7 separate regions of the Homo sapiens genome follow, and regions 1, 2, 3, 5, 6 and 7 are each linked to region 4. Evidence: chromatin loops called from intact Hi-C (ENCODE). Cell type or tissue: sigmoid colon. All regions are shown on one strand. Links, peaks and the distances in the headings refer to the core of each region. The heading gives the core; the rest is flanking DNA. Region 1 overlaps PBX1 (PBX homeobox 1). Region 2 has its middle 220 kb from the start of NUF2. Region 3 overlaps PBX1 (PBX homeobox 1). Region 4 overlaps PBX1 (PBX homeobox 1). Region 5 overlaps PBX1 (PBX homeobox 1). Region 6 has its middle 390 kb from the start of PBX1. Region 7 has its middle 120 kb from the start of PBX1.

Evidence for each region. A loop is a pair of places that touch in the nucleus more often than their neighbours do. Peaks named below come from ENCODE experiments on the same cell type or tissue, not always from the same donor. Only the 100,000 strongest peaks of a DNase experiment are listed, where the experiment ranks them.
Region 1: a loop joins it to region 4, with 2.4 times the contacts of the local background. A loop is called at or near these places in 44 of 110 quality-filtered maps.
Region 2: a loop joins it to region 4, with 11 times the contacts of the local background. A loop is called at or near these places in 21 of 110 quality-filtered maps.
Region 3: a loop joins it to region 4, with 5 times the contacts of the local background. A loop is called at or near these places in 30 of 110 quality-filtered maps.
Region 5: it touches region 4 in a loop (2.9-fold over the local background); 45 of 110 quality-filtered maps call a loop at or near these places.
Region 6: a loop joins it to region 4, with 8 times the contacts of the local background. A loop is called at or near these places in 10 of 110 quality-filtered maps.
Region 7: it touches region 4 in a loop (6-fold over the local background); 32 of 110 quality-filtered maps call a loop at or near these places.

Annotation. Positions count from the first base shown.
Region 1 is chr1:164,615,908-164,620,214 of GRCh38, forward strand. The region is part of intron 2 of PBX1 (PBX homeobox 1); the gene reads left to right. Among named protein-coding and RNA genes, the nearest start is that of PBX1, 59 kb to the left of the region's middle. In sigmoid colon, for the core only: a CTCF peak has its summit at 2,134 (motif pointing left); no DNase peak of the experiment used is centred there.
Region 2 is chr1:163,537,020-163,541,326 of GRCh38, forward strand. No RefSeq gene overlaps it. Among named protein-coding and RNA genes, the nearest start is that of NUF2, 220 kb to the left of the region's middle. RefSeq lists an enhancer at 1,156-2,330. In sigmoid colon, for the core only: no CTCF peak of the experiment used is centred there; no DNase peak of the experiment used is centred there.
Region 3 is chr1:164,698,503-164,702,809 of GRCh38, forward strand. The region is part of intron 2 of PBX1 (PBX homeobox 1); the gene reads left to right. Among named protein-coding and RNA genes, the nearest start is that of PBX1-AS1, 74 kb to the right of the region's middle. RefSeq lists an enhancer at 853-2,084. In sigmoid colon, for the core only: no CTCF peak of the experiment used is centred there; a DNase peak (open chromatin) is centred at 1,799; H3K4me3 peaks cover 2,808 bases.
Region 4 is chr1:164,785,757-164,790,063 of GRCh38, forward strand. All of the region lies in intron 2 of PBX1 (PBX homeobox 1), which reads left to right. Among named protein-coding and RNA genes, the nearest start is that of PBX1-AS1, 13 kb to the left of the region's middle. In sigmoid colon, for the core only: a CTCF peak has its summit at 1,746 (motif pointing left); a DNase peak (open chromatin) is centred at 1,745; H3K27ac peaks cover 543 bases.
Region 5 is chr1:164,574,465-164,578,771 of GRCh38, forward strand. The region is part of intron 2 of PBX1 (PBX homeobox 1); the gene reads left to right. Among named protein-coding and RNA genes, the nearest start is that of PBX1, 17 kb to the left of the region's middle. In sigmoid colon, for the core only: no CTCF peak of the experiment used is centred there; DNase peaks (open chromatin) are centred at 2,057 and 2,487; H3K4me3 peaks cover 2,069 bases; H3K27ac peaks cover 962 bases.
Region 6 is chr1:164,164,737-164,169,043 of GRCh38, forward strand. No RefSeq gene overlaps it. Among named protein-coding and RNA genes, the nearest start is that of PBX1, 390 kb to the right of the region's middle. In sigmoid colon, for the core only: a CTCF peak has its summit at 1,908 (motif pointing right); a DNase peak (open chromatin) is centred at 1,935.
Region 7 is chr1:164,437,958-164,442,264 of GRCh38, forward strand. No RefSeq gene overlaps it. Among named protein-coding and RNA genes, the nearest start is that of PBX1, 120 kb to the right of the region's middle. In sigmoid colon, for the core only: a CTCF peak has its summit at 2,429 (motif pointing right); no DNase peak of the experiment used is centred there.

The DNA of each region.
Region 1 (4,307 bases), core at 198-4,197, 170 kb before region 4:
CCTGGAAGGGTCGCAGAGGTTAAGAGCCAGGAGTCTGGGGAGGCCAGGGTATTGTGTTTGGTTACAGAGGTGCCTTCCAGGTGATCACCATGGAAATGCCTTTCACTGGGGTCTCCAGAGATGAAAAATTCAGGATATGTCTATGTGAAATATGGTCTTGTAAACCATGGGATAGGGATGGGAAAAGTTGGCTTAGTCTCTCTCTCTCTCTCCACCTCTGGAGTGGCAGCTGTGTGACTCCCTGTAAACTTTCAAATGGTGGTTCTTCATGCCCGGGGATGATTCCGTGTGTCAACAAGTCTGGGCAGTCTTTGATGTAGCCACCAGCGTCTAGGCCAGGAGGCACACTGCTGCTGCCTGGTGCCCTCATGATCATTCTCTGTGCCTTCTGCTGCCCTCTCAGCCCCTGGGTCTCCCTCCCCAGGTCCTCCTTACTCCTGCTCCTGTGACGAGGGGTGGGAAGCTCCGTTTACTGATCTATATATTATTGTGTTGGTGGGAAACACTGGCTAGGCCAAATAATAATGTCTTGCAATTACTTAGCATTATCTTGGGTGTATCTCCCTTGAGAAATATATTCCTGGAAATATACCAGTAAAATGAGTTTCGGTTAGCTGAATCATATTTTATAGCCATTGAAGTTATTAATGTAGAAATTTTTCTCAAGGACAAAAACCTGACTGAGGCCATCTCAACCTCACTGAAATTTTCAGTGAAGGTTAAGAGGCATATTCTCTGATAAATACAAGGTAAGAACACTTCATGTGACAGAAAAAAAAATCCAAAATTGCATGTTCCCAATGCTAACTTCAGAGGGAGCTGCATTTTCTGAGATTATTCCGTCCTTTTACATGCAGTGATAATTACTAATATGTATTGATACTCATCATGTGCTAGGCATAGTGCTAAACCCATTGACATAGATCATTTCACATAATCCTCATAATAATCCTTTGAGAAATGGAATATGTTTATTCTGATTTACAGATTTTGAGACTGAGGTTCAAATAAGTTAAGTAATTTGCTCAAGGCCATACAGCTGTTAAATGGTAGAACTGGGACTTGAACCCACCTGGAGTCCAGATCCAGAGGTCATATTTTATTACCTCTTGACTATCTTTTTCCTGTTATAAAATAGTATAACTTCATCTTAAATATTATTTTAAAAACTCCTCAAATTTATATGCTAAAGCTCATTGGCCATGTGCTGGTGCCTTTAAATTTTTATCCCCCCTAGAGATTATAACTAAGACTAATGTCTGTGGCTACTCAACCCAGTTGGTTAGAGCTAATGGGACCAAGGTGACAAGGTTCAGCCCCCATTTGAGTCTGTTAGCTGGGCTGAGTTTCATGGCCACAGAATTAACCTTTCACCTTGGCCAGCTGCCTCACAAATGCATGTTGTTGATCAGAGAGAATAAGGAGGAGATTGTGGATAAAATGGCACAGACCGCTAGATCAGCCACCCAAGACTATGGATGGTGGTTCAGTAATGTTTTCTTTCCAATATGGGATCAGACATTATTGCCATGTATAGTAGTTTAAAACAGCATTTCTTGGTGTGCTCCTTGGAGCTGGTTATTTGTTTTAGTGTTTGTATGTGAGGAAGCGTTGTATTGCCAAGTAAGATTGGGAGTTAAAAGAGCTTTCTGAACTACAGGGCTTCCCCGAGGTTTAATATGTTAATGTGTGTTGTAAATCTCTCAGAGGGGTGTGTGTGGTGGAGTGGTTAGCATTTTCAGAATTTATTTGACCTGAGGACCTTTTCCCTGGACCAGGATTCTTAAAAACACACTTTAGAAAATTGTGTCTTAAAAATGTACTTGCTTTGTTCTGTTATTTTAAATCCCTATAGTAGTCTTTCCACATTGGGGATCAGTTACAGTTAAAAAAGACCAGTTTCCATATTCCACTAACTTCTACATGTGTGGATCTCCTTTCAGCAGGCTCTATCTTTACCTCCAAAGTGCTTCCGCATCTCTTGTCCCATTTTCTTTTTTTTGCCCTATATTTTAAACCAGGATTCTGTTGCTGGCCATAACACATACCCCAAATCAGTAACATCTCAGGGATTAGAACCCAGATCTCTGGCCCATTTTTCTTTCCAGCGGCCTATGCTGCCTCCCAGTGGACAGAGCATTTGCAAAGAGCAGAGATCATAATGCTTAATTCTTTTCTAGAAAGCGTTTGCCTGGTGTCTGTGAGCATTTCTCTGGCCTGCCATTGCTCTTGAATTATAAGGTGGCATTGTCGTAACTCTGTAAGCAAGACTGAACAACTCTCCTCCTCCCCGCCTCCCCACCACCAAAATTAAGTGCATTATTAGCAAACACTTAAAAGTTCGGAGAGGAGATTCTAAGTTGACTTACCCCAGGGAGAATAATCACGGCGGGGGGGGGGGGGCACTCAAGATGATCAGCACTAGCCCAGCCTTCTCCCAGGCTGGGGTAAGGGTTTCCTGGGGAGTGCTGAAGTGCACTTGAACCTTGTCAATGACTGTCTCCTACTCCGTTGCTCACTTGCTCTTGTCTCGGTTTAATTTTGCACAGCTCCAGTGGAAATTTCAGTGATCTGATAATTTGGAAAATAAATGAAAGAGTGGAAGATAAATTTTTATTTTCCTTTTCTCAAAAAAATTACACCCAAGTGAATAATCTTTATGCTCTATTTCTCAGTAATATTTAGATGCTACTCCTGAAGAATAGCAGAGCTGCCAAAATCAGTAGGGTTTTTTTACCAAGCTCTGCTTCAGTAATCCTATCACTTGCCTGAAGAATTCATTATAACGAAATAAACACATTAGGAACTCCTTGGTCTTTTACATCTCTAATATTTATGAAGTACTGAGGCTCTGAGCCAGCCAATAAGGAAGCTGGCAATTCACAGCAATCAGTTTAATAGGCATTGGTTGATTTGGATTGCAAAATATAGGTGCCCTGATTAGCCCTCTATATGGACTTGCGTTGTTCTTCAGCCATTCAAAAGCTACCTAATTATGAATATTGAAGTATAATGTTCTGGCTTTTAACATAAGGCACTTACCTTTTAATTGGCCATCAGCTTTGTTTTTAGCGCTTATGTACCTCCACTGGGATTCAAATGAAATGGGGAGATAATCAACCAGTAAGCAGAGAAAAGGGTAAAATGATCAGGGATAATTAAGTGGCAGCAGGGAAATTTAGGGTTAGACAACAGGGAGAGAAACAAAAGAAGGAAACTCACAGGAAACCAGCTCTCTGCCACACTGCCAGGCACACCCCTTTTGAAACCACCTTTGATTCCCTCTTTAGCTTACAGGTGGGACACATATAGACTTTGTGGCTGACATCTATCAGCTTGAGCACAAACTTGATTCCTCCCTGCGCCTAAACTCAGAGCCAGGCAGAGGGTGGGGCATTGGATCTTCACTGCACAAACTTGGCAGAGGAAAAAAGACCATTAAGTGAAGGCTAATTGGAATCTGCCCCAAACTGCACTTTGTTGGAGCTATTTACAATATCTTTCAAGCAGCTGACTTACTTACTGGGTTATTCAGTGAAGGGGCAGTGAGTGAGGGGATCGGTGGGGAGTGCTCAAGGAGAGGAAAATGACCTATACAAGGCAGTGGGTGCTTTCTTACACCTTTGAAAAATTAACTCCTACACCATCTTAGTCCTTGGTACAAAGCCTAAGTACTCGCCTTGACCACAGGGAGCAGTTCACCTCCCTTGGGTCATGTGTCCCTTTATTTTCTGAGGAAATTTATGGTCTAGTTCCAGAAAATTAGCCTAGATACACACATTTTTTTTTTCCCCATGGAATTTCAGGAAGCTGAGGAACTCCTGAAAGACCATCCATGGATCTTCTAGTTTTTTCAGGTTAAAAAAAATCCTGTTTTTAGATCCAGAAGTAGGGCTGGAAGCAATTTTTATACATAATTGTGGAGAGTGAAGTGGAGAAAGCCTAGGAAAAATAATGAGTTTGCCTTTTAAATATTTCTTTGGAGGCCAGGCGCCGTGGCCCATGCCTGTAATCCCAGCACTTTGGGAGGCCGAGGTGGGAGGATCACTTGAGCCTAGGAGTTTGAGACCAGCCTAAGCATTTGAGACCAGCCTGGTCAACATAGTGAGACCCTGTTTCTACAAAAAATTAAAGAATTAGCCAGGCGTGGTAGCACACATCTGTAGTCCTAGCTACTCAGGAGGCTGAGGTGGGAGGATCACTTGAGCCCAGGGAGGTCAAGGCTGCAGTGAGCCATGATTGGACCTGGCAGCAGAGTGAGATCCTATCAAAAAACCAGCAAAACCAGCAAATCTTTATAGAAAAAC
Region 2 (4,307 bases), core at 187-4,186, 1.2 Mb before region 4:
ACTGCCTGAAGTGAGTTGAAACTCCGCAGGTTAAGGGTTCAGACCCACAAGACTGCCCCCTACTTCAGAAGCGAATCATAAGTAGAGGTTCCCCAGGTTGCCATGATTTTATATGTCTTGGCTGCAAATCAGGAGTCCCCACAATCACCTTCTCAGTTTCAATAATTTGCTGTAAATGACTCTCAGAACTCAGGGAAACACTTTGCTTACATCTCCCAGTTTATTATAAAGGATACAAATGAACATCCAGGTAAAGAGGTACATAGGGTGAGGTCAGGAAGAGTCTAGAGCAAGGAGCTTCTGTTCCTTTGCAGTTTGGGGTGTGCTATTCCCCTCCCTGGCATATAGATTCCTTTACCAACCCAGAACCTCTCTAAACCCCATGGTTTAGGGTTTTTATGAAGGTTCTATTGTATAGGAATGATTGATTAAATTATTGGCCATTGGTGATTCGCTCAATCTTCAGCCCCTCTACCCTTCCCTGGAGGTTAGGGGCTGAAGTTTCAACCCTCTAGTCACACTGCTGATTCCTCTGGCAACCAGCTCTCATCCTAAAACTATCTAGGGGCTTCCAGCCATCAGTTATCTCGTTAACATAAACTCAGGTATGGTTGAAAGGAGCTTGTTATGAATAACAAAAGATGCTCCTCTTACCTCTATCACTTAGAAATTTTGAGGGTTTTAGGAGCTCTGTGCCAGAAACTGCAGATGAAAATCAAATATATATTTCTTATTATATCACAATATTACAGAGGGTAATTTTGGGTACATAGCACAGTTTGCTCTGACCCTTGTGAAGGATGGCTCTGGTAATAACTATCAGCCTTAACACGCACTAGCTAATGATGTTAATAATTGCTAATCTTGTTGAGTGCTATCTGTCAAGCACTGTGCTAAATGCTTTCTGTGTATTACCTCATCTAATCCTCATAATCCTATAAAGAAGGCAGGATAGAATCAGACTCTGGAGCAAAGCTTGGGCTTCAGCCATCTGGAGCCAGACTGCCTGGGTTTACACACTGACTCTTCCTTATTGACTGTGTGACTTTGGAAAATTGCTCAATCTTATTTGTGCCTTAGTGTTTCCATCTATAAAATGGGGATAAAAGCACCTACCTTTGGCATATGAGTTTATTTTTGGAGAGGGCAACTCAAGAGTTAACCTGGGCTGCAAGCTGCCTTAGGCATGCAGAGCCCAGAATGATTTGAAAACCCTGCTCTGTATCCACCCATTCCTCTCTGTGAATGAATTCAAGAAATTCAACAGGTACAAGCAATCACCGGAAAGCTATTTGTTGTGATTGGAAAACACTCAAAGAAATGGAGTGCTTCATAGATGATTTAATATTTTAAAGGTGGCACATGTGAATGAGTAAGCTCAGGGTATATGAGCGAGTTTACATTCCACATCAAGGTTTTACTTAAAGTTTACATTTTGTTTAAATGAGAAGTAAGATCAATGTAATATGGCTTAAACCTTTCTCAGAAATTTATGGCTTCTTTTAATAAACCTCATAAAAGACACTATTAAACACATGCAGCGTTCTTAATGTAATGGTTCCATTCTTGAAATATATAGTATTTAGATTGCATCTAAAATGCTGTAAAAGTATCACAAAGGCTGTAAAAATATTGTTAACGGGAAGAAATCTTTTAGGGGGATAAATATTTTCTTGGAAAAGGAAAAAGCTGTGAACCTTTTAGGCAGGGAATGGCTTGGTTTTGAAAAATAACAATTTGCCTTTTTTATGTTCTTTCTGTGGTTCTACTTCAGCCAATTATTAGATTAAAGCAAGCTGTTGCTACGTGCCCTAGAAACTCAGACGGATTTGATGTTGCACCCTAAGTTTGTGAGGACAAGTTCCATTTAAAGCTTTAATGAGGTCAAGGGAATAAAGAAGGAGGCTGGCTGAGTCTTTTGTGTTATTTTAGGACTGTATCTTAGAATTACGAGGCTTGCATAATGCCATGGAAAGAACACAGAAGTTGAAGTTAAAAGCCCTCCGTTTGAGACCTGGCTCTGCCATTTACTAGCTTTGTGACCTGGGCATAATCACTCAAATGCTCTGAGGCTCGGTTTCTTGAATCTGGAAAACAGGGTTAAGAATACCTGCTGTAGCCACTTTGTAAGGATATTGTGGGGTCAAATGAGATAATGCATGAGAAAGTGCTTTGAGAGCCAGAGAGGCATAAAGTGCACATGGACTTTATTTATTTGACAAACATTTATTAAACACTTATTATGTGCACACACAGAACATTAGTGAGCCAGAGTGAATGTGCAGAGCTCACTTGGGTCAACCCTGCTGTTTTCCCCTTCCTTTTGTCCTCCCTGTATTTTGGCTGAGCCACTTATAAACCATTTTACACAGATGAGGGTCTATTCTATTATTCAAGAGAAATGTTGGCACCCTTTTTTGGTGACCTGTTTCCCTCTCTATAGATGGCTATCTTTAGAAAAAAATTTATTAAGTATAACTTAAGACATATATAGTGTGAATAATAAATAGAGAAGCACCCCGTGCTACAGTTGGAAAGAACACTTGAGTCCAACCTCTTTACAACACAGATGGGAAACAAAGGTTCACAAACGGGAGATGGTATGCCCTGCCAAATTAACTTCTCATATGCTTTAGAGAGAGATGGAAATATACGCCACACTACTATACACAAATATCAATTCAATGAGAAAAGTAACACTTCTGCCTACTGCACAGACTTATACTGTCGAGCATAACTTCACAAAACGTCATACCTTAGTCTTCCCCAGAAGGACAGTCTTAAATCAACATGGACAATCAATGAACAACTGAGATAAAATATTGAAGGTTGAATGAAGAGAAAACTCTAGCTCACGTGGCTTTTCTTATTTAGCTCCTATTAAAAGATGAAAAGATATTTAGCATTTTCCATTGGATGAGGTACATTTAAAGAAGATTTATCAATTTAGTAGACTATACAATGTTAGGTGCTGATGGCCATTAAGCCATTTGAGTTAATTTTTCTGAGATGTACATCATTTTTAAAAATTTTATCTTCACAGCACAGCTTTTATTAATAAATCTCAGAGAACTTTGCAAATATCTAGGGATGCATGTTCTCACTTGTAAGTGGGAGCTGAACAATGAGAATACATGGACACAGGTGAGACAGCCAGATGGGAAGGGCTTCCAGGCAGAGCCCCCCACCAACCTGAGCTGGGGTGGAGGCACAGAAATTCACGCCATTTGCAGTGGGGAGGAGCCTGGCCCTTCCCCTTCCTGGGTGGAACCTGGGATTAGAACTGTGAGGTGGGAAGCCTGTACTAGGAGGACTCTAGCTCCGCTGAGCTCCTGTTCCCCCTTTTTACCTTTATGCCTAATAAACCCTGCCCTGCTCACCCTTCAAAACAGTTTGCACGCCTAAATCTTTATGGCTGTGTGATAAGAACCCCGTCTTTAGCTGAACTAAGGAAAAGTCCTGCAACACAGGCAGGGGAACAACACACACTGGGGCCTGTCGGGGGAGGGTGGTGGGGGAGCGGAGAGCATTAGGGAAAAGAGCTAATGTATGCCGGGCTTAATACTTGGGTGATGGGTTGATAGGTGCAGCAAACCACTGTGACACACGTTTACCTATGTAACAAACCTGCACATCTTGCACATGCATCTGGGAACTTAAAAAAAATAAAATAAAAACTAATTTAAAAAATCCCCACAAATATCTAGCGATAATCTCTGGGGCAAGGTGGGCACAACTGCATAAAATTAACCATGTTTTAAAGATAGGGTAACTAAAATCTATGAAAATGTTATGACTTGACTGCTGTGATATCCAGAGTGCATAAATAGGGAGAAAAGAAGGTTCCTGGGCTAACAGATTCCAACAGCACTGCTCTAAATTTGTGGAATTCCTTATCCTGCTGTTGCACAATAATTGAAAGCATAGTCCTTAGAGCCAGGTTCATTGGTTTGAACCCTGGTTCCTCTACTTATCATTTGTACCATTATTGTTTAGTTGCTTAACTTTCTGCACCATATCTATCAAATGAAGATAACATGTTTCATATGAACGTTTTATTCCAAAACATGTAAACATCTTACTATAGTGCTAACACATAGTATTTGCTCAGTAAGTTAACTATCATTATTATTTGTCCTCATAGAAACATGTTTTCCCAATGTCCTGTCACACACACACACACACACCCCTTAATATATTTACCAATAATGCTTACTTTACAGTTTAATTATCAACCTGCTTTCATCGTTAAATATATATTCTTAAAGATATATTTTCTTTTTCTTCTACTACTTTATTTAGCTTAA
Region 3 (4,307 bases), core at 89-4,088, 87 kb before region 4:
TCTTATCCTGAGTTAGTCTCTTGATTTACATCTCGGCATTCAGGACTCAATGTTGCCAGCCTCCCGCATCTGAAGTAGCTGAGAGCCAGGATGCTAGCAGAGGATATCTGTGTAGCCAAACTAAGGGCCCATGTACTTAAGTTTGTGCAGTTGACTCATCAGAGCGCCCAAAAGCCACCACTCAAGACCTCTGATTTCAAATATGATTCTAATTGTATGTTTATCTGGCTTCCTAGCCTGTGCCAGACTATATACATGATAATCTCTAACATTTACTAAGTACTTACTAACTGAGACACTCTCCTAAATACTCTCAAGCATTCACTCAGGTAATCCTCACAACCACACTAGAACACGAGGTACCACAACTGCCTCCATTTTACATGTGAGGACAGAGCACAGGGGGGTTTTGAAACAAGGTCCCAAGCCAGTAGTCAGGTCTGGCTTCCATGATCTGGAACCACAGCCCATGCTATCAGCTATAGCACTACAACCTCAGAAGAGGGGGAAACTTAAAGAAGCAGTAAAATCATAAAAAGGAGACTCAAGAATTTAAAAAGACCAGCAGACTGAGTCTATACAGAATAGGCATGCGTGCTCTCACATAGCAGCGGGCCTGGGTGATCATCAGCATTCCTAATGATAAATGACGTGGGTCACAAAGAGGAGGCCAAATAATGTCCAAGATCCCTCTCTATCTATCTACCTAGATATTTTTTAAAAGAAGCTAGATGGAAATATAACATGTTTTAGAAGATTACTATCGAAAATGATGAAAATACAAATAGTTTTGGTAAAGCTCCAGTAACAGGGAGCCAAGCTTTCAAAAGTGATTTATTTTTCAGTAGTTAACGTTTTTGTGCCTTTCTACCTGCTCGTGGGTTCCAGAGTCTCTGTTGCCTGGTGTCTCCCCGAGAACAAAGATTGTGGATCCCCAAAGTACCTCCACCTCCTCACTGGACTCCTGCTCCAGAAAAGATGACCATAATCTAATAATCACTCTACCGCATGAACAGGGTGTCACACATGTGCTTGACTGTGCCTCTACAGTGGCAGGTAGAGCGAGTGCAGTGCAGGAAATATCAGCCCTTTTCTAAAGCACTATGAAGATGAAAGGGGGAGGTGGTCAGGGGATGGAGAGGACGGAGGGGAAATCACTTCTTTGTCTAAAAGGGAAATGCCAGGACTGTCCCTTCAGGTCTGTTAAGTGTCTATAGGATGTGGAGGAAAATTCTTCTTCTCGTTGCTCCCACCTCTCCCCATCCCCTTTATTCTTTCTCACTTTGTAGAATAATATAAAAAAGCCCAGCAGAAAGGGAGCTGTGATGCTGTCGTCCCTGGCGTTGATGTTATTTATTTTCCTCAGTTGCTGCTCTGGAAGCCCGGAGTTGACAGAGCGGTTTTGTAGAATAGAAACATTATAGACTGTTACTGTCAGAGTGTTAAATGTGATGGATAGAGAAATAGAGGCGAAGGAGGGGACTTAATACTGAGAGCCAGGGTGCTCATGGGAAAATAAACCATCCGCATATAAGAAATGAATGAGGTAATGTGGCGGGAGGTAATGGGCTTTCGCAACATGCCGGAACAGAGATGCTTATTACAGGGTGTGCTTAACCCTTGGCATGCTGATTTCCCTTTGTGGGTTCCAGGGCTTTTCGCTGGGTCCCTCTGTGGGAGCATGTGTGTGGCTTTTCTTCAGGCAGGGAAGCCAGCGTGTGTAGAGGAGTGGAGGCAAACGCATTCTTAATAACACTGTATTAGCAGCCTGTACATCAGAGAGCTTGGCAGCTCCTGAGGGACACGGGACTCCCGTGGCTGTGTGAGACAGAATGTGCCAGGATTGCTGGGTTATGGAGAAGCCAAGGAAGGCACATCAAGGGAGCGTGAGGTTCTGTTATTTCTCCATTGGAGACTTAAGAGAAGTGCTTTGGTTACGTAGGGGAGGAGATTCATGTTACTTGATTCTCTTAGTGGCACCCGAAGGTTTCTTGCTACTCTTCGTAGCAAATACTAGCTGTTTACCACTGACCAGAATGTGGTGGCTTTGCTCTAGGTTGGGGGACACGGGAGCAGACAGTGATCATCTTTATTACCTCATGGTCTAGTTACAGTGCATGGTACAGAGGTAATAATAAAGGTGATCGTGTCAGGTGGAGACCCTGCAGCAGATAGGATGATGGAAGGGGACCCAACTCTCCTGGATGAGGTAGGTGAATTAAACTGAAGGTTTGCCAGTTTCAGTGAACAAGGTGCTTTTCCCTTGTGTTGGGTTTCTATGACTTTTTTCACCCATCTTTGTGTTTTGGTGGTGGCCAGCCCTGTATATTGCCACTTAGCTGATATGGACTCCCATCTGCCTCTGACAGTTGCCTGCTGTGTGGCCTTGAGCATGTCATTGAACCTCTCTGGGTGTTAGTTTCTTCATCTGTAACATGAGAATAATAACACTTCATAAATTCATTAGCAAGACTAAACATAATCATGCCTATGAAAGTGTGGTAGCCTCTAAAACATTACGCAAATAGCCAAGTATTATCATTATTTCTGTTAGTAATGAAACAATATATGCGTGTCAGATAATAAGGTAAAGCTCCAACTCCTAATCTTTTCAGGAGACTCTTTGCCTTTTTGCATTTTTTTTTCCCCTGCTAGGATACATAGAGTGGTAAGATATGTAGAAAGCAGAGTTCAGGGGAAAGTTAGAATGAGGCAGAGCTTCCAGGATAGTACTTTCTTGTTGATCTGTTATTTTTCTAAACCTTTTTCTTTTCTGTGTTGAAACACAATGCCATTTTTTGAACTTCACCAATTGTTATCTCAGATATGGATATGCCTGAGGCCTGGGCAAGTCAGGGCAGTGCCACTCCAGTTTCAGAAAAGAAAGTGTGATGGGGTTCAGCAGGGGAATTGCTGTTGTACTTCATTAGCCAAGCTCAGTAATTCCAAGAATACCCCTGCGGGTGTGGGTGTTTATGAAATGCAGATTCACAGGCCTTGCCCCAGCAAATTTGATAGGAGTCTAGGAATCTGTATTTCACAAACACTGTCAATGAATCCCATGCCTGTGGTACTTACGTCACTTATTAGAAACTACCTCTTCCTTCACACTCTCTCCCACTCCCCTGTGGTGATGGTCTAGTTACTGGTCTTAAAGGTGATAACTCACTACTATTCAAGAGTAATTAAAATGCCACCAATGCCCTCACTTCATCAGCACATGGGTCCTGCACAAGACTGATTGTGCACATTTTTAAAGCATTTTGTATTTTTTGACCGAGCTCTGTACTTATGATTTGTGTCATTTTCTATCTCTGTATTATGTGTTCAGAAAGTTTTTTATAATAGCACCGATATTGCTTTTATTAGTGGTACTGTGACATATGACTGAGACCCACAACCTTTTGGTCTATATTAAAAACCTACTGAAAAGTAAATAATTTGTAAACTTTAACCACATAGACAAAGTGCATGAAGGGGACATGGAGAGAATAAAAATCTCTTACAGACATATGTTTTTCCAGTGGGCAGCTGCTATTTAAGAACTTTTAAGGTGCACATGAGTACACCTTTGTTAAAAGGTATAGCTTGTATAGTAATTCCGTTCTGGGGGTTGCGGAGAAGAGCAGGAGGGAGCACAGTGTGCCTTGCCCTGGCTGGCAGTATGAGACAATTACCACGATGAGGTTTTTTTTTTAATGTTCTCCATATATAGATTAAAATGTTTGTTGCCTGAACTGGGCATGGAGAAGGCATCATAATGTGCACCTGAACATTCATGTAGGGTTTAGTGAGGAGAAAATAAGAGGATACCCTGAGCTCACATTCATGGGCATGGGCTCAAGCTTTTTCCAAAGTCACTGAGATGTCATTGTATTGACTCAGCCTTATTTGCATTACCTCATTCTGGTAGAACTGCTATGTTTATAGACATCATTTGGCATTTACCCTTCCACATCAGAGCTTTCATATTGGAGTTGACTCTTCATTTTGAGTTGACCAAGGTGGGCTTCAGTGTGAGTGAGTGTGTGCACTTGTACAGATACACCATAATCTAAGAATCACCCTACCCCCATGAACAGGGTGTCACGCATGTGCTTGACTGTGTGCTTCTACAGTGGCAGGTAGAGTGAATGCAGTGCAGGAAATATCAGCCCTTTTCTAAAGCACTATGAAAATGAAAGGGGGAGGTGGTTGGGGGATGGAGAGGACAGAGGGGGAAATCACTTCTTTGTCTAAAAGGGAAATGCCAGGACCGTCCCTTCAGGTCTGTTAAGTGTCTATAGGATGAGGAGGAAAATTCTTCT
Region 4 (4,307 bases), core at 98-4,097:
AGGGCCTGTTTGTGGAGACAACCTCTATGTGGCCCCTTGGCTGCCAGGCCCTGTCAGCCCTCACAGAGTGCTTCTTCCCCAGGTACCAGTCAGGAACCAGGCCTTTCCCAGCACCCAGAGCCTTTGTCACCGGTAATGTTGGCTTCCTGGGGTCATACCAGGCTGGGTCCAGGAAGCTCTGGCTTAATGCCAGTGTAGTTTTGCTTGTTTAGAATTGTCAGATTTGATAAGGCAGATTTGACAGTTTTTTGAAGTGGATATGGAAGAGGTGGCAGAGAGAACAGCCTTCTACCCAACAGCATGCTGGCTCTGGTACAACTTGTAACTGGAATGCAGGGGGAAAGAGAGCACATACAGGGAATTGGCTGCCTGGCTGAGAACAGGAAGCTGAGGCACAGATCCTTGGATCTCACCAGCCCGTATCTTCCCTCCTTGATTCTTTATTATATTGCTCTTAAGAAATATTGGAACAGACATTTAGTGTCAGGGGCCCTGTGAGGTTGTGTGGGGAACCGCCTTTCAGGAGTTCACAGTCTTGCTGGCAAGATGGTAGGTGTGCCCTGGCATGTCCTGAGATGCCCCATGGCTGTGGTCTAGGCAGTACGTGCCCTGGTGCCTCAGAGGCTTAGAGATCATTTTCGGCTCTTCTCGTCAGGGCAGATTTCATGAAGGATTTTGAGCTGAGATTTAAAATGAAATAGGACTGTAGTAAGTGGATTTCTGTGGCTGAGAAAGAAGAGGGCATTCTATCACCCAATACAGTGGCTCTAACCATGATGGTGGAAAGAGGTAATGGGAAAGGACCAGATTTAGAGAAATTAAAAGAAATTAGGAAATCAATAGAAAAAACTTCCTTCTTTCCATTACTATCTGATTGTTTTCTTCTTGGCCAGAGTATCGGTGTGCCTTGGGCATCAGAAGAGACTGTGTGTGTGTGTGTGTGTGTGTGTGTGTGTGTGTGTGTGCGCGCGCACACACACACACGCACAGAATAGATATCACATCCATGTAGCTGCCTGTTGTGAAAAGGATTCAGAACTCCAATATTGTAGAGGACTGAAGTGTCTGAGAGTTAAAGATCTAGAGTTCAGTGTCGGCTGTGTCTCATTTGCTTTGATTTTGGGGAAATGTGCTTTGCCTTTATAATCTTCGGTTATCTGCTATGTAAGTTTGGAACATTACTTCATGTTTTGTAAGGTGATGTAATTCAGTGCGTGCAAGTACTTTATGAACAAATAAAAGGTATAACTCTGATGCTCTCAGGAAGCAAGCATTTTGCTCTTTTCCTAAAACTGCATAGCTGACTTGGGAATGAGGCGGGGAGAGCTGGTCTCTCTTTTCTAACTCTTCTGGTAGGATGTGGTAAAGACTGAGCTCCTGGGCAATAGAACACTCTGCATGGAGGTTTGTGCCTACAAATCAAACAAAGAGATCAGCCAGAGAGAGCCTGCCTTTTTGCACACACCGTTGGGAGGCTACCTTGTGCCTTTCCCCAGACCACCTGCCTCTGCTTTCTGTCTTGTTCTTTATCTGTTTCTCTCTCTCAGCTCAGCTTTGGGCCCCTGGACTGTTGTCCAAATCTGAAGACCACCCTCCCTGTAGATCTGCCCTCCTCCCCTCCCAACCTGCCCCCACCTGTGGAAGTTTGAATCTGAGCAGAGGCATTCCCCCAGCATGAACCTGGACACTTGACTGTCCGCCCGCCTGGAGAACCAGTCCTTGGTGAAGAAAGAGTGCCCTCTAGTGGGCATTGGCTGGAGCTGCTCCGGACCCACGTCACTCAGCCAAGGACAAAACAACCCGCCACACGGCCCTCCCGCCAAGGATGATCTTGACTATGCCTTTGGGTTTGGTTTGTTTTTCTCCTTGTGTGAAGAAAAAGAAAGAAAGAACAGCAGGAGACAAGTGGTGAGAGCAGCTCCCACAATGCTGTGACAGTCCCTTTATCTTAGGACTTTTACCAAAGAATTAACCCCAGGGCAAGCGATGGCAGCAAGGTACATGTGACATCAGAAGCTTTTTAAAGGACTTGTGACAATTCCTGTATAAATCACCTACCTGTCTCAACTGGTCTCTTCCATAATTGGGTGGATTTGTGGGAAGGAAACTCTTTCTGTAAGAATGATTACCAAATGGGTTAAATATCTTCATGGGCGCAACCCCTCTGCAGATTGCATATCCACTGCAATCAATGACATTTTTCGGGTAGTGGACGCGTCCGGGCCTGCCTGGCCATTAAAACCCTATATGCATGAGGACAAACAAGGGATTTGGCCCTTTAAAACCTATTTCAGAAAAAAGCTGCTGGGGTGGGGAGGGAAGAGATGAGGGGGAGGGAGAGAGCGCAGGGCACCCATCAGGGAAGCAGGAACCTGATCATATGTGATGGTTGCTGGATTAGGTAACAGCTCCGCTGGTTGAAATTGGATCTTGGAGGATGAGTGTTAACATCTCTGGTGTCCTGGCGAAAGGTTCATTTGAGTCTTGCATGGTGCTGCAGAGATAAAAAGGAGCTTTTAAATAATCATTTTGTCTCCTACTCACCAGAGTACTGGCTTCCAGCAATAAATAGGTAGCATCAGTTCTGCTTAGACATATCACCCTTTTCATTTATTTATTTAATGTTGGTGTTTTTTTTTTTTTTTAACCGCCGAGCTGAACAGTTTGTGTATCAGTGAATCCCAACACCCATTCTTAATAGTGGTATATTTGGATTCTCCTTGCGCTGGCTACAAATATGAGCATGCAAGGTTGTTTATTGGTCCATCCCTGTCCCCTCCAAGCATTACAGACACAGCCCAAATCCACCAGAACTGAATTTTCTATGCAAAATAGTGCAAGATGGTTTTCTTTTAAGGTTTTCCCTTGTTCATATTGTTCCTTAAAAAAATTTTTTTTGGGTTTTTGCACAATCATTTTCTATTTTCATAATTTGAGTATAATTTAAAGGGTGTAATTTGGAAATGACTGTTGTTGGTTTTTCTACCCGCCGCCCTCCCCCCCCCGCCCTTTTCTTTTCATTCTTTTGTTTTCTTCAGAACTCTGATTGGGGACCTATTTATGTGTCTTGAACTCTAAGTGTAAATGCAAGCAATATTTATGCCGTGGTGCATTGTATCTATCTTATCAATTTCTAATTGGCCACATTTAGAAACTAAGTCTATTAACTCATAGTGAATTCAAATTTCTTTTTAGGGAGTATTTATTTGCAGGATTCACAAAATGATGTGAAAGCTAAGCGAAATACTAACACTTTCTTGCCCCAGCCAACCCACCACCACTGCGCCCAATTAAATGTATCCTTCATACCTGAAAGAAAAGAGGCAGTATGCTTTATGCTTTAAGCTTTGCAACCCTCCTGAAACTTCCATGGCGGGTAGGGGCTTGCAGTTTATCCTTTCAGTGTTCTTTGCCAGCCTTGACAATTTCCTTTCTTATTTTATTTAAAACCAGTTAGATTTGAAGGCCAAGAAATGTATTAATTAGGAGGTGTGTAGAGTTTGTGTGAAATTGTTTGTGCTTCCCATTGACTATTTTAAAAAGATGGTGTTTTAAAAAGATGGAGCAGAGGCATGAAACTGAGAGGGGTTGGAAAGAGGAAATATTCTCAGAGGTTAATATTAGGTATATGGGAAATATTCATAGTGATGTGTGCGTGATCACCTGTGTAGCTCCTGGAGGAGCGAGGATCAGAACTGTCTCTCTGCCTTGCCTCTCCCTTCTTTCATACCTCACTGAGTTTGGCTGGAGGAATAAGCTGATGGAATGAATGAGGCCGCTTGGGGTACCCATGTGATTGGAGGAGGTAGGATACTTGATGTCAGCTCAAGTAGGCAGTGCTTAACACTAGCCCTGGCAAGGCAAGTCCTGACCATTAATAGGACATCATTCTTTTTTGCTTTGCTGTTGTTGTTGAGACCAGAGGTTGTCCTAAAATCTCTCAGTGTTGGGCCGCATGCAGGACCAGTTGGGTGTGGAGTAGCCAGGTGGACCCACTTGAAGGCATTAACACCCAGCTGAAGGGTTACCAGCCTCAGCTTCGTGGGGAATGTTCCTGCCAGCCGTGGGGGCTTACGGCCTCTTCTGAAGGAAGTATATTGGACATGAGATTCAGTGAGCGAATGAGAGAGTAGAATTTTGCCCCAGCACAATGTTTTGAATAATCGAGCTAAAGTGAAACAACTATATTTATTAATGGCTCAGAGGCGATTCTTTTTTTTTTCTAATTTGTAAATGACCCATAAATTTCTTTGTGGATAAGGCTATTAAAATTTATCATATAAAGAGAAACAACCACATAGAGGTGA
Region 5 (4,307 bases), core at 145-4,144, 210 kb before region 4:
ATGATCCCTGCCAAAGCTTAGATTCCTAGGACACTAGGCAGGTGGAACATTTATAAAAGAAAATTCTTTTTCATTGTTATGGCAGCTCTAATTTCTCCTATGAATCCTTATATCTTTCCTAGATGGTCATGTAAAACTGGTTATGGTGGTGTTAACGTTACCCTCCATCAATCAAGTTGAATTGCAGAAGGCAAACTGAGAGGGAAAAAAATAGTGGAATTAAAAAAATTTTTATTGCTGGGTGTGGTGGCTCACACCTATAATCCCAGCACTTTGGGAGGCCGAGATGGGCGGATCACCTGAGGTCAGGAGTTCGAGACCAGCCTGGCCAACATGGCGAAATGCCGTCTCTACTAAAAATACAAAAATTAGCTGGGTGTGGTGGTGGGCACCTGTAACCCCAACTACTTGGGAGGCTGAGGCAGGAGAATTTCTTGAACCCGGGAGGTGGAGGTTGCAGTGAGCCGAGATTGCGCCTTTACACTCCAGCCTGGGCAACAGAGTGAGACTAAAAAAAAAAAAAATTATTGAAGCATTCAGGATCCCATTTATAAGGCCAGTTGGAGGCCAATCCCAGTTTAATCCACCTTGCGGACTTTGTGATGGAATGCATATGTTGTTTTCATGCTATGTATTTGCAGCTATTGGATTTTAGACTGGAAACTTGTCTTGGAATAGATTTCTGATTGCAGTATTGCAAGTGCAGAATACCTTCTTGAGTTCATATGGTAGAGCCCAGGAATTTAGGAAAGGAGTCTGGCCCTCACCTTGGAATGGTGGAGTTACTTGTTCAACGTTTGCCTCAGCTGAAATACTGAAATAATTTCTGTTTCCCACCTGTCAGTGGGGCGTTTGCAAACTTACAGTGAGGATATTTAGAAAGATGTTTGAGTTTCCCTAAGAAAGTGTGGTCAGTAAGTATGAGAAAAAGTTTATATATTTGTCTTGCTTTGAGACAGGTTGAATCTGCCAGTAGGTCAGAGGAATACATTTACCTAGTAGCCTGTGCTGGTAGGGCAGAGAGAGTCAGTCGTTTTTCCTGAGGGCGTTAGGTGATTTGAGACCTCAAGTGTTGTCACTGTAAGAGAATCCTCCTTATAATTACCATTGTTAATAGAATTGAAACTTTGCATTTGTCTTTTATCCCTAACAAAGAAAGACTCCCAGAGAGTCTAATGATGAGCCCTGCCTACATCCATTCTGAAAGGCACTCTATGGATATGAGGGTGTAGACGTTAATTCCTTTCTGTAGAATTTGCATGCAGAGGCTCTAGGGCCAATGCACCCTGCTTACATTAATAAATATTTAAAAACAAAGAGCGGGTAACACAAGCACATCTTTCCTTTGTGCATCCTCCTTACTAGGGTGCCTGTAATACCTAACATCTTGGGAAGGAAATGTCTGGGTGGGTGCGGGTGGGTGGTGATGCTGCGCGCAGCACCAAGTATAAAGGCCCAAGAAGTAACCACATCGTGTGAGGAATAAATTAAAGCAGCTTCATCCGGAGGCCAATTAAGGAAGAATGGGAAAAAAGAAAAAACAAAACCCAGCAACAATAAAACCCAAGAGATGAGAGAGCATGTTCGTTCAGACCACGTAGAAAAGAGAAATTGAAGTCGTCTGGAAGGAGTTTAAGGGGATGCATCACAAAATAAAACTTTTGGAACCAAGAAACAGTGGAGAAGCCCGGTGGCGAGCCACATGGCCTTGTGCTAAGACGAGATGCCCTTTTCAGAAAGGATAATGATGATGCTGGGAGCTGGACCGTCGTAGATTGTCGCCTGAGTCTTGCTGTAAGACGCTGCACAATTAGATTAGAGGAGAGGGCTAGGGGTGGCCGCGAACCCCCTCGCAAATCTGTTGACTTCACCGCAGGGCTGATGCGCGCAGCATAGAGGACGCTTGGGAGCGCCCGGCCACTGCCCGGTCCGCCGGCGCGGCGCCGCGTCGCACCCGGTCTTCTCTGCACCCTGCGCCTTGCACCGGCTCCCTCTCCCGTTCGGGCGTGCGGCCCCCCTCAGACTCTGCCCTTGAGTTCCCAGCGCAGGCCGCACGTCACCGGCCGCCAGCGCGCGGACCGCGAAGCCAAGTGTCCCCCAAGCGGGGCTTGCTGTGTTTTCATCATTTCCCTTGCCTGGCCCGGGTTGCAGTGGTCAGCCGCAGCGGTCTGCTCCCGGCGGCGGCCCGAGGCTCCCCCGCCACCTCTTCTGTCCCGGCTGACTTAACTCTTCTCCCAAAGGGTGGTAAAGAGAGGGCCGCCGCCCCCCAGGGGGAAGACATCCTCTTGGGAGCCATACTTCCTTTATTAAACACCTCTCAATGTGGGCTTGGAGTCACATTCAGAGCCTCTGAGGCAGAGGGGTGCCTGCGGTCTGTTCCCAGGGAGCCGGGCCTAGGGTCTGTTCCTGGGAAGGATCTGTTCCGTGGGGCCCGCTGGAGCCGCGTTTTCAATATGCAAAGTGCCGGTGCTGTGCAGACCTCGGTGGTGGTGGTTTTGCATGCAGAAGTGAAATTCAGAAGGCCGCGTGTGAGCACGTGGGTGAGTGTGTGTATGTGCTAACACGCACGCGTATTAATTTGCAGCTCCTTAGTTGGCCGTGTGTTGTCTCAGCTGTATTCGATAAATATTCGAGTTGTTGCTTTATGGTAATGAAATGAATTAAATAATATAATCTGGAGTTACTGCAGAAACCCTCCCGTCTTTTCTGTCTCTCAGCTCTTACAGGGAGTGCGTCATCTTCCCCTAGGGAGATTTTTAACCCAAAGAACCTTGATGTACTTTAAACAGCACTGACATTTGTTTTCCTTAAGCTCAGTCTGATTTCTTTAACACTTGAAGAAGGTTTGGGGCCTTCAGACATAGCTAGTTTCTTATATGGCGGCTTGTCTTGTCTCAGAGGAATGTTTAAAGGGGCTTCAAGCTGCCTTATTTTTACCAGTCTTCAGAAAATAGAGAATTGATTTTGGTAGTTTGCCCCCTCCTGCCCATGCACGCATAGTTGCCTCCCTTCCCCCACCTAGCCTGCTGGAGCCCAGGCAGGAAGGGGCTGTCATCATACACATGCCTAAGCCATATTACTTTATTTTTCTTCTTAGAAAGTTACACTAGGAAAGATGTTCTTGATGTGTGATTATTATTCTTAAGTGTATTCTAGTGCTTGCTTATTATTGCTCTGTTACAGCTTCACAGGAAACCAGCAGGTCCTGCAGTAGACGGTCCAGAAACTTTCTATTGAATGAATGTGGGAGAGCTAGAAGTCAGGAAGGTTGAATTCCCTCATTACTTCGAAAATCTATAAATTAATTCCCTCTATAAATTTCCACCAGCCTAGTCTCTGATCCACCAGCTGGAGAATCAAGCCCATTATTAATTTCACAGGATGAATTTCTCATCCTAGTAACTCTGGGGGAGAGGACGAAAGGGTTATTATGTAGGTTGAGAGTTCTCTTGTTGCTTCTGACTGTTACAGATGTTGCAGCTAAAATATAAGCATAGCAATAATAATATCAGCAATGGTGATAGTAAAGAATGGAAATAACTGCTTCCTTCTGCTCCTGATTTGGACACCCCCATCCTCCTACTCATTTATTCTATTGACTCCTCTCTAGGTGTTTCAAGTAGAGATGTTTTGGTGACTTCCTAGGGGAGAGAAGCATCTCTCCAGTGGCTTCCATTTGGGTATAAGTATGCAAAGATTGTTTGTGTTGTCAAGATCCCACTGGAGTATATCTTCTTACCTATAATGTCACCTCCTGCATGTTGCCCTTTGTAAGTAGAGGTTATGGAAGCTCAATTATTTTTTAAGTAAGTTTCATAAAATATTTTTGAATGCCCTATGTTCTGGAGATGTTGGTGAAAACTCTTTATCTTCCACAGGTTGTATAGTGAAAAAGTTAAAAATGAATCTCTATCCTGGTTGGATTTATTTTTTCATTTGAGAAATACCGTTCAACATTTTTGTTTTAGACCTCCTGGAGGGCATGATGGGACTGAAGAGTCTTTATTCCATTTTGGTCTAATTATTGCTTTAGCAAATATTTGTGAAACTTCTCCCATGCCTGAAGTGTTGTGACAGAGACTGAAAAATACAGATATGTGTGAGTTGTGGCCCTTACCCTCAAGGAGCTTCCAGGGGCCTGAATCATGGGCAGAATCAATGTGACATGGGCAGGTCCATCACTCCCAAAGCCCATGACAGGAGCCTGGAATGTGTTCCCCAGAGCCAGGAGTGTGGCTGTAAAGGTCATTCTTGACCAAAGTTCATTGCTGCCCTGGTGATACATGCAGAAGCATGCTTTCTTTGAA
Region 6 (4,307 bases), core at 146-4,145, 620 kb before region 4:
GCTGTTTCTGACAAATATATGTGCTAGATGCACCACCCCATCATTTGGGATTTCTGGCAGAACCACATGACTTCCAATGGTCATGTTGCCTGAGTGTTACCTAGTGGACTCTGAGATGATGATCTTCCTGTTTTATACCTATGAAGTATAGAAAAAAGGCAATAGAAATCAAGGAAAAAAAGAAGGGGGGGAGTGGAGGAGACTAAGAAGAATAAAAATAAGGAAAAGAAAGAGAAAAAAATAAGAGAAGGGGTAATTGAAGGAATAAGAGAAGCTGTAAAGTATAAAAGGGAAAAAATAATTGTAGATAGAATGTCGGTATATTTTTAGAAGAATATTCATAACAATATATATTAAAAGCAGCAAGATTTTCTCACTCTTTTCCTTTTCTCACCTCCCATTAGCAATGACTGAAGTTGTGAATTATGAACAAGTGTCAGAGATTGCAAATTTAACAGCAAATAGTGGGGGATGAAGAAAAGAAGATGAGGAAATTATTTTACAAGATGAATACAAAGGCCTTGTGATAAATGAATTAGAATGATGTTTTATGCTGAAAAATCACTTTTCCATTTTAAAGTATCTCCATATTTCAATTTATCTAATGAAGATTGTCAGTAGAATCATATTTAGTATTTTTCTTGAGAAGTAGTTAGTACCCCTTCTTAATCTTGGCCCAACTGAACTGTGTCAAATTTATTTCTGCACAATGCAAGTTCAACCCCATTCAGACCAATTGTGCTCTTTCATCAGATCGTCAGAACTCACAAGTTTTCTGTGGTAGGAAGGGGAACATAGAGAAGGACCAGGACCTGCAATTAAGACACAATACTCGCTGGGAAATAGCAGATATGTAGGTGGGTGGGAGTTATCCATGATGAAAAAACATGTACACTGATACATAGCAGAAACAGAATCTAGAATGATGTCATTGGTTATGGTTCTGACCAGCCATTTTTATTAGGAAGTTGAACCAGGGATGGGAGGTTGCCCCATCCAGCCAATGACTCCATAGCAACACTACAAACTGTTAGGTAATAGCTCCCTGCTCTCTACCAAGATCTGGGTTTCAGGTACCACCACAACAAAGGGAACATGGTGAGAAGAGACTAGCCTGGCTAGATATGAAAAGTGACAGACATTGAAGATTTATTCTCTTTCTTTTTTTTTTTTTTTTTTTGAGTTGGAGTCTCACTCTGTTGCCCAGGCTGGAGTGCAGTGGTGCAATTTCTGCTCACTGAAAGCTCCACCCACGGGGTTCACACCATTCTCTTGCCTCAGCCTCCCGACTAGCTGGGACTACAGGCACCCTCCACCATGCCCAGCCAATTTTTTTGTATTTTTAGTACAGATGGGGTTTCACAGTGTTCGCCAGGATGGTCTCGATCTCCTGACCTCGTGATCCACCTGCCTCGGCCTCCCAAAGTGCTGGGATTACAGGCATGAGCCACCATGCCTGGCCGAGGACTTATTCTCAATTTAAAAAAAAAAAAGAGTCCAGGTTTCTAGGATTACGGTGCATTCTTGAACCAGAGCAGCAGATTTGGCTTGATGCTGGGTTACATGGAGTTCAAACAAAGATTTCATAAATCCCTTCCAAGGACAGGAAGAGTTGGCCTAGAAACTGGGACAAGATAAGTTTACAGATAGAGAAAAATGGGGTTAGGGATGGTGATGGGATTAAGGCATTGCTACCTTATTCCAGTGTAAACCTAGGGCTCTCAGATCATCCTATTCTTCCAGTCAAATTATGATACCTAAATTTTGAGTGAAATCACTGTGTTGGAACTGATTGAAAACTTTATGAAACACTGTACAGGCCGAGAGCAGTGTTTCTCCCAGCACGACGTTTGAGCTCTGAGAACAGACAGGCTGCCTCCTCAAATGGGTCCCTGAGCCCGGTGTAGCCTAACTGGGAGACACTTCCCACTAGGGGTCGACAGACACCACATACACAGGTGCCCTTCTGGGACAAAGCTTCCAGAGGAAGGATCAGGAAGCAATATTTGCTGTTCTGCAATATTTGCTGTTCTGCAGCCTCAGCTGGTGATACCCAGGCAAACGGGGTCTGGAGTGGACCTCCAGCAAACTCCAACATACCTGCAGCTGAGGGTCCTGACTGTTAGAAGGAAAACTAACAAAGAGAAAGGAATAGCATCAACATCACCAAAAACGACATCTACACCAAAACCCCATCTGTAGGTCACCAAAGACCAAAGGTAGACAAAACCACAAAGATGGCGAGAAGCCAGAGCAGAAAAGCTGAAAATTCTAAAAAACAGAGTGCCTCTTCTCCTCCAAAGGATCGCAGCTCCTCACCAGCAATGGAACAAAGCCAGATGGAGAATGGTGAGTTGACAGAAGTAGGCTTCAGAAGGTTGGTAATAACAAACTTCTCCGAGCTAGAGGAGCATGTTCTAACCTACTGCAAGGAAGCTAAAAGCCTTGGAAAAAGGTTAGGCAAATGGCTAACTAGAATTAACAGTGTAGAGAAGACTTTAAATGACCTGATGGTGCTGAAAACCATGGCACAAGGACTATGTGACACATGTACAAGCTTCGGTAGCCGATTTGATCAACTGGCAGAAAGGATATCAGAGATTGAAGATCAGATTAATGAAATAAAGTGAGAAGACAAGTCTAAAGAAAAAAGAGTAAAAAGAAATGAACAAAGCCTCCAATAAATATGGGACTATGTGAAAAGACCAAATCTACGTTTGATTCATGTGCCTGAAAGAGATGAGGAGAATGGAACCAAGTTGGAAAACACTATTCAGGATATTATCCAGGAGAACTTCCCCAACCTAGCAAGGCAGGCCAACATTCAAATTCAGGAAATACATAGACCACCACAAAGATACTCCTCGAGAACAGCGACACCGAGACACATAAATGTCAGATTCACCAAGGCTGAAATGAAGGAAAAAATATTAAGGGCAGCCAGAGAGAAAGGTCAGGTTACCCACAAAGGGAAGTGCCTCAAACTAACAGTGGATCTCTCGGCAGAAACCCTACAAACCAGAAGAGAGTGGGGGGCAATATTCAACATTCTTAAAGAAAAGAATTTTCAACCCAGAATATCATATCCAGCCAAAATAAGCTTCATAAGTGAAGGAGAAATAAAATACTTTACAGACAAGCAAATGCTGAGAGATGTTGTCACCACCAGGCCTGCCTTACAAGAGCTCCTGAAGGAAGCACTAAACATGGAAAGGAACAACCGGTACCAGCCACTGCAAAAACATGCTAAATTGTAAAGACCATCAATGCTATGAAGAAACTGAATCAATTAACGGGCAAAATAACCAGCTAGCATCATAATGACAGGATCAAATTCACACAGAACAATATTAACCTTAAATATAAATGGACTAAATGCCCCAGTTAAAAGACACAGACTAGCAAATTAGATAAAGGGTCAAGACCCATCACTGTGCTGTATCCAGGAGACCCATCTCATGTGCAGAGACACACACAGACTCAAAATAAAAGGTTGGAGGAAGATCTACCAAGCAAATGAAAAGCAAAAAAAAAAAAAAAAAAGCAGGAGTTGCAATCCTAGTCTCTGATAAAACAGACCTTAAACCAACAAAGATCAAAAGAGACAAAGAAGGCCATTACATAATGGCAAAGGGATCAATTCAACAAGAAGAGCTAACTATTCTAAATATATATGCACCCAATACAGGAGCACCCACATTCATAAAGCAAGTCCTGAGTGACCTACAAAGAGACTTAGACTCCGACACAATAATAATGGGAGACTTTAACACCCCATGTCAACATTAGACAGATCAATGAGACAGAAAGTTAACAAGGATATCCAGGAATTGAACTCAGCTCTGCACCAAGAGGACCTAATAGACATCTACAGAACTCTCCACCCCAAATCAACAGAATACACATTCTTCTCAGCACCACATCACACTTATTCTAAAACTGACCACATAATTGGAAGTAAAGCACTCCTCAGCAAACGTAAAAGAACAGAAATCACAAAAAACTGTCGTTCAGACCACAGTGCAATCAAACTAGAACTCAGGATAAAGAAACTCACTCAAAACTGCACAACTACATGGAAACTGAACAACCTGCTCCTGAATGACTCCTGGGTAAATAATGAGATGAAGGCAGAAATAAAGATGTTCTTTGAAACCAATGAGAACAAAGACACAATGTACCAGAATCTCTGAGACACATTTAAATCAGTGTGTAGAGGGAAATTTATAGCACTAAATGCCCACAAGAGAAAGCAGGAGAGATGTAAAATCGACACCCTAACATCAAAATTAAAAGAACTAGAGAAG
Region 7 (4,307 bases), core at 123-4,122, 350 kb before region 4:
TATTACACATCATTCACATTTCTGCTTTTTGATATGTAAACTGGTTTCTCTCTCTTCATGTTTGCTCTCAGAGTCTCTCTCGACTTTTAGAATCTTTCCTTCTGTTTTGAAATTTTGTGCTGAGATTTCCTGTTGTGAAATTTTATGTTTCTGGGTGTATTTTCACATTGTACTAAACATTTTGTAAGCCTGTTCAATTTAGAAGTACATATCCTGCTTTTAGACATGTTTTTATATTATTTATTTGATAATACATACTTCCATTGTCTCTATTTGTTTCTAGAAATACTATTTGTTTCTAGAAATACTATTACACTATTGAAACAATCCTCTAATTTTCTTACCTTTTTCTCTCTAGTTTTTCATTACTTTGACTCATTCTACTTTCTAGTGGACCTCCTAAAATATTTTCTCCAACCATAATATTAAATGTTTTATTTCTACTATTTTTTCTAAATGTTTTCTTGAGTATTCAACTACAGTAACATTCCTTTGTTTCTCTTATTTCTGTAAGGATATTAATTATAATTTTTGAAGATGTATTTTTCCCTACCTGCAATGTTTCTGTTCTGAGTTTTCTTTTTTCCCTTTGTTTTAGTTATTCTCTTTCATATTTGAGGCTTTCCCATCTTGACAATCCTTGGCTTTGCCCTTGAGCTGGGCGCGGTGGCTCATGCCTGTAATCCTAGCACTTTGGGAGGCTGAGGAGGTCAGATCACCTGAGGTTGGGAGTTCAAGACCAGCCTAACCAACATGGAGAAACCCTGTCTCTCCTAAAAATACAAAATTAGCCATGCATGGTGGTACATGCCTGTAGTCCCAGCTACTCAGGAGGCTGAGGCAGGAGAAATTCTTGAACCCAGGAGGCGGAGGTTGCGGTAAGCCAAGATCATGCCATTGCACTCCAGCCTGGGCAACAAAAGCAAAACTCTGTCTCAAAACAAAAAAAAATAAAAATAAATAAATAAAAAACAAAACTGTGTTACATTCATCCTGTGAAATACTACTCAGTAATAAAAAGGAAGAATCTATTTTTTAAAAATGAGCATGGTTCTTACGTGCAAAGGTAGAACTTTCCCTCAAAAGTTTCTTTGCAAGATAATTTTAAAAAGTAAGGTTGTCATTCAAGGGAGCCAGAAATTTCAAAGTCTGAATGTCCTTTCTCCAGAAACCAATCTTCTGTCCTACTGTGAAGATGTGGTAGATATGAGAAAGCAACAGGATGAATGTTTCTGGCTCTCAGCATTCTAGAAGCTGATCATGGGAAAAGGGTGAAGATGTTTTATAATTTGCTATGCAGATATTCATTTAATCCCTTTGTTTTCAGTCCCATCTCTCAGCCTTGCACATCAATATATCCACTGTTGTCCCAGAGACTGATATATATTTGTTACATAATTTTTCCACAGTATAAACCTCTGTTCTAACAGGAGAGAAAGGAGGATACCACTTTGTGGACAGGGAAGGGTACCTGTGGACTCAGTGACTCTGTAAGCAGACTTTCACTTAACCCCACTTTCACTCCAGTGCCTCATCCTTGTCTTCCACATATGCCTCCAAATGCTGAACCTCTCAGGGCTTTGCAGAGGGGATTGATTCATTTCACATCAGTGTCTACAGCTACAGGCACTTAGTTACAACTTCTTCTAGTCTGCGAAGATAATTAACACTTGTCTCTCTACTTCCTTCTTTTAAAAATGTGTTGAATTCTCCCATCTACTGTCATCTCCTTTTCTGTTTTCTGTCCTGGTAGATTAACTTTTTTTACTCCTTTACTTTTTTTTTTTTTTAGTAGAGTTGTGTGTCTGTTTTTGTGTGTGTGTGTGTGTGTGTGTGTGTGTTTGCTCAATTTTTTGGTTTGTTTATTGATTTTAGCCTATGTCAGAATTTTAATGCCAGAAAATTCTGGTCCAAAGAAAATGTTCAAATGCTGTAATAATATTGTTTTATCAGTTAGTTGCATACATATATAAAGAAAGAAAATAGGAGGAAGGAAAGAGGGAAAATGGAAGGAAAGGAAGGAGAGGAGAGGAGAGGAGGGAGGAGGGGAGGGAAGGGGAGGAGAGAAGAGAGGAGAGGAGAGGAGGGAGGGAGGGAGGAAGGAAGGAAGGAAGGAAGGGGTAGTTTAGACTTAAGAAAGAAGATGGTTCAAGAATATTATGATGCAGACATTTAACGTAAAAACAACTCTAAGTTGTTATAAACTCTGACATTTCCACCAAAAAAAAAAAAAATCACTATGCTTTGCCCCAGAAATATACCTCCTGGCAGACAGTGTGGGAGCACTGGCTTCCTCCAACTGTCATATATTCTTTCTTCTACCAGGCATTTTTTGGTATGAAAAGAATTTTGAGAGGGGAGTGAGAAAGAGAAGGGAGAGTGTGAAAGTATCCAACTACCCTCTGTGCCCAGCAGGGCAGTAACTAAGCTCTCTGGCCAGCAGAGGGAAACTAGCACCCATAGAGAGCCCCCAACAGTGCTGCACTGAACAGAGAGTTGGACACAGTCCCTAACTTGGTGACCTTTTGAAAGAGATGTGCTCCCAAACTGCTGGCAGGCAATACCAGGCTGGCTGCAAGGAGCCTTTACTGATTTCCTAGGTTTCTCCCAGACACACTTAAAGAAGGTTATGTGTGGTGTGTGCTGAGATGGTAATAAATTAAATTATAGCGCTGGACTAGTTATCTACCATATAATGGCAGATTATTTCACTCTCTGAAGAAACAAAGACTCTGTCCTTTCTCAGCTGCCTTTGATTTTCTGAGTTGTTGTCCTAGAAATTTTTTAAGAGCATGTTTTGTTATCATCCGAAAATCTGCCATCTTGTAAACATAGCATTTCTAATAGTTGAAAACTGTTTCTTACCTTTGGTGTGCTATTTACCTTTAAATTAAAGTGTCAGGTGATAGCAGATAGAACTTCTTTCTTCCCAAGTGTCCTTGTCACTGTCCTAGTTCAAGTTCTCATCACTGCCAGTTTTCTGCAACAGCCTTCTCTCTGCCCTCAACTTTGACCTTTCTGATTCAAATCTTGGTCTATCTGACTTCAAGCTTATGCTGCTTTCATTTCACAACCTTCCCACTGACTTTTCTAGCCTGCTCATCTGATGTAATATGGGAAGGACGGCACCTCAGAATTAAACGATTTGCCATCAGTTCATGCTGTCTCTTCTCTCCCTTCTCTCTCTCTCTCGCTCTCTGTCCCTCTCTCCCAGAATTCTTCTTTCCTCCCCTGTGATATTCATGCTGATCACAGACCCTAAAAGTCAACATTCTTTATGTTTCCATGCTTAGAACCTAGTACAGTGTCTGGCACATAGTAAATGTTCCATTAAAATGTGTTAAAGCCATGAACTATTAATTCATAGAAGCCATAATTTATATAAAGTGTGCGGTTTTCTTGAATAGCTGTAGTGCCCAAAGTTTAAGAGAAAAAGTAATAATAATAACTGGGTTGACGGGATTGAGCCAGCATCTTTTTGTGCTAGGAGGATGTGTTGAAAAGATGAAGAGGAAGAGAGCTAACAGTATTGGCAAAAGATGGGTAGGTGAAATGATGGATTGTGTGATCTAGCGCAGATCTGAAAGAAAGCGAAGACTTGACATGACTCATAGATTTGAGGATGGACCAGGAGACAGAGTAAATATGGTGGGAGTGAGAGAAACTTGGAGAGAAAAGAGGCTGTAATCAGAAATATGATGTTGGAGTAAGAGGTAGAGAAGTAACAGACTAATGCAAGAAGTAAGGAATGGCCACAGATGAGGACTGAGGATTATATGAAAGGGCAAACAATTGTGAGGCATCAGAATCACAAGGTAATACTGCCAGAGTTTAGCAAAACATCCATGCTAGAAGTCACATGCCTTTGGTGACACAGCTGGTACTATTGCCAGGTGGCACATACCTTGAGCAATGAGAAGCTTTTACATGAAGGTGAAGGAGTAATAATTTGTCTCTTTACTGACAAATGGGAACTAAGCCAGGCAAAAGCAGGCAAGATTTAAACACATGATAGGACTAGAAAATGCAAAGTGCTGTAATGTAGTACAAATTATACTAAAATACTTGAAGGAACACACACACAAAAAAAATATTCAGTACAGACTGATAGATATTAGGGGCCCTTGTAAGACAGGGAACATTAAAGGGCACAAATGATCTGCTATTTTCTGTTCACTTCTTACTACCTATTAATTCAGAATGTACATATGCTTTGGGTTCTTGAAAACAGCCTTGCATGTTAGCAAAGTTAAGCTTGTGCCTCAGTAGTCTAATTTTAGAGTTGTAGAGAGGTTCACTGTCCCTTG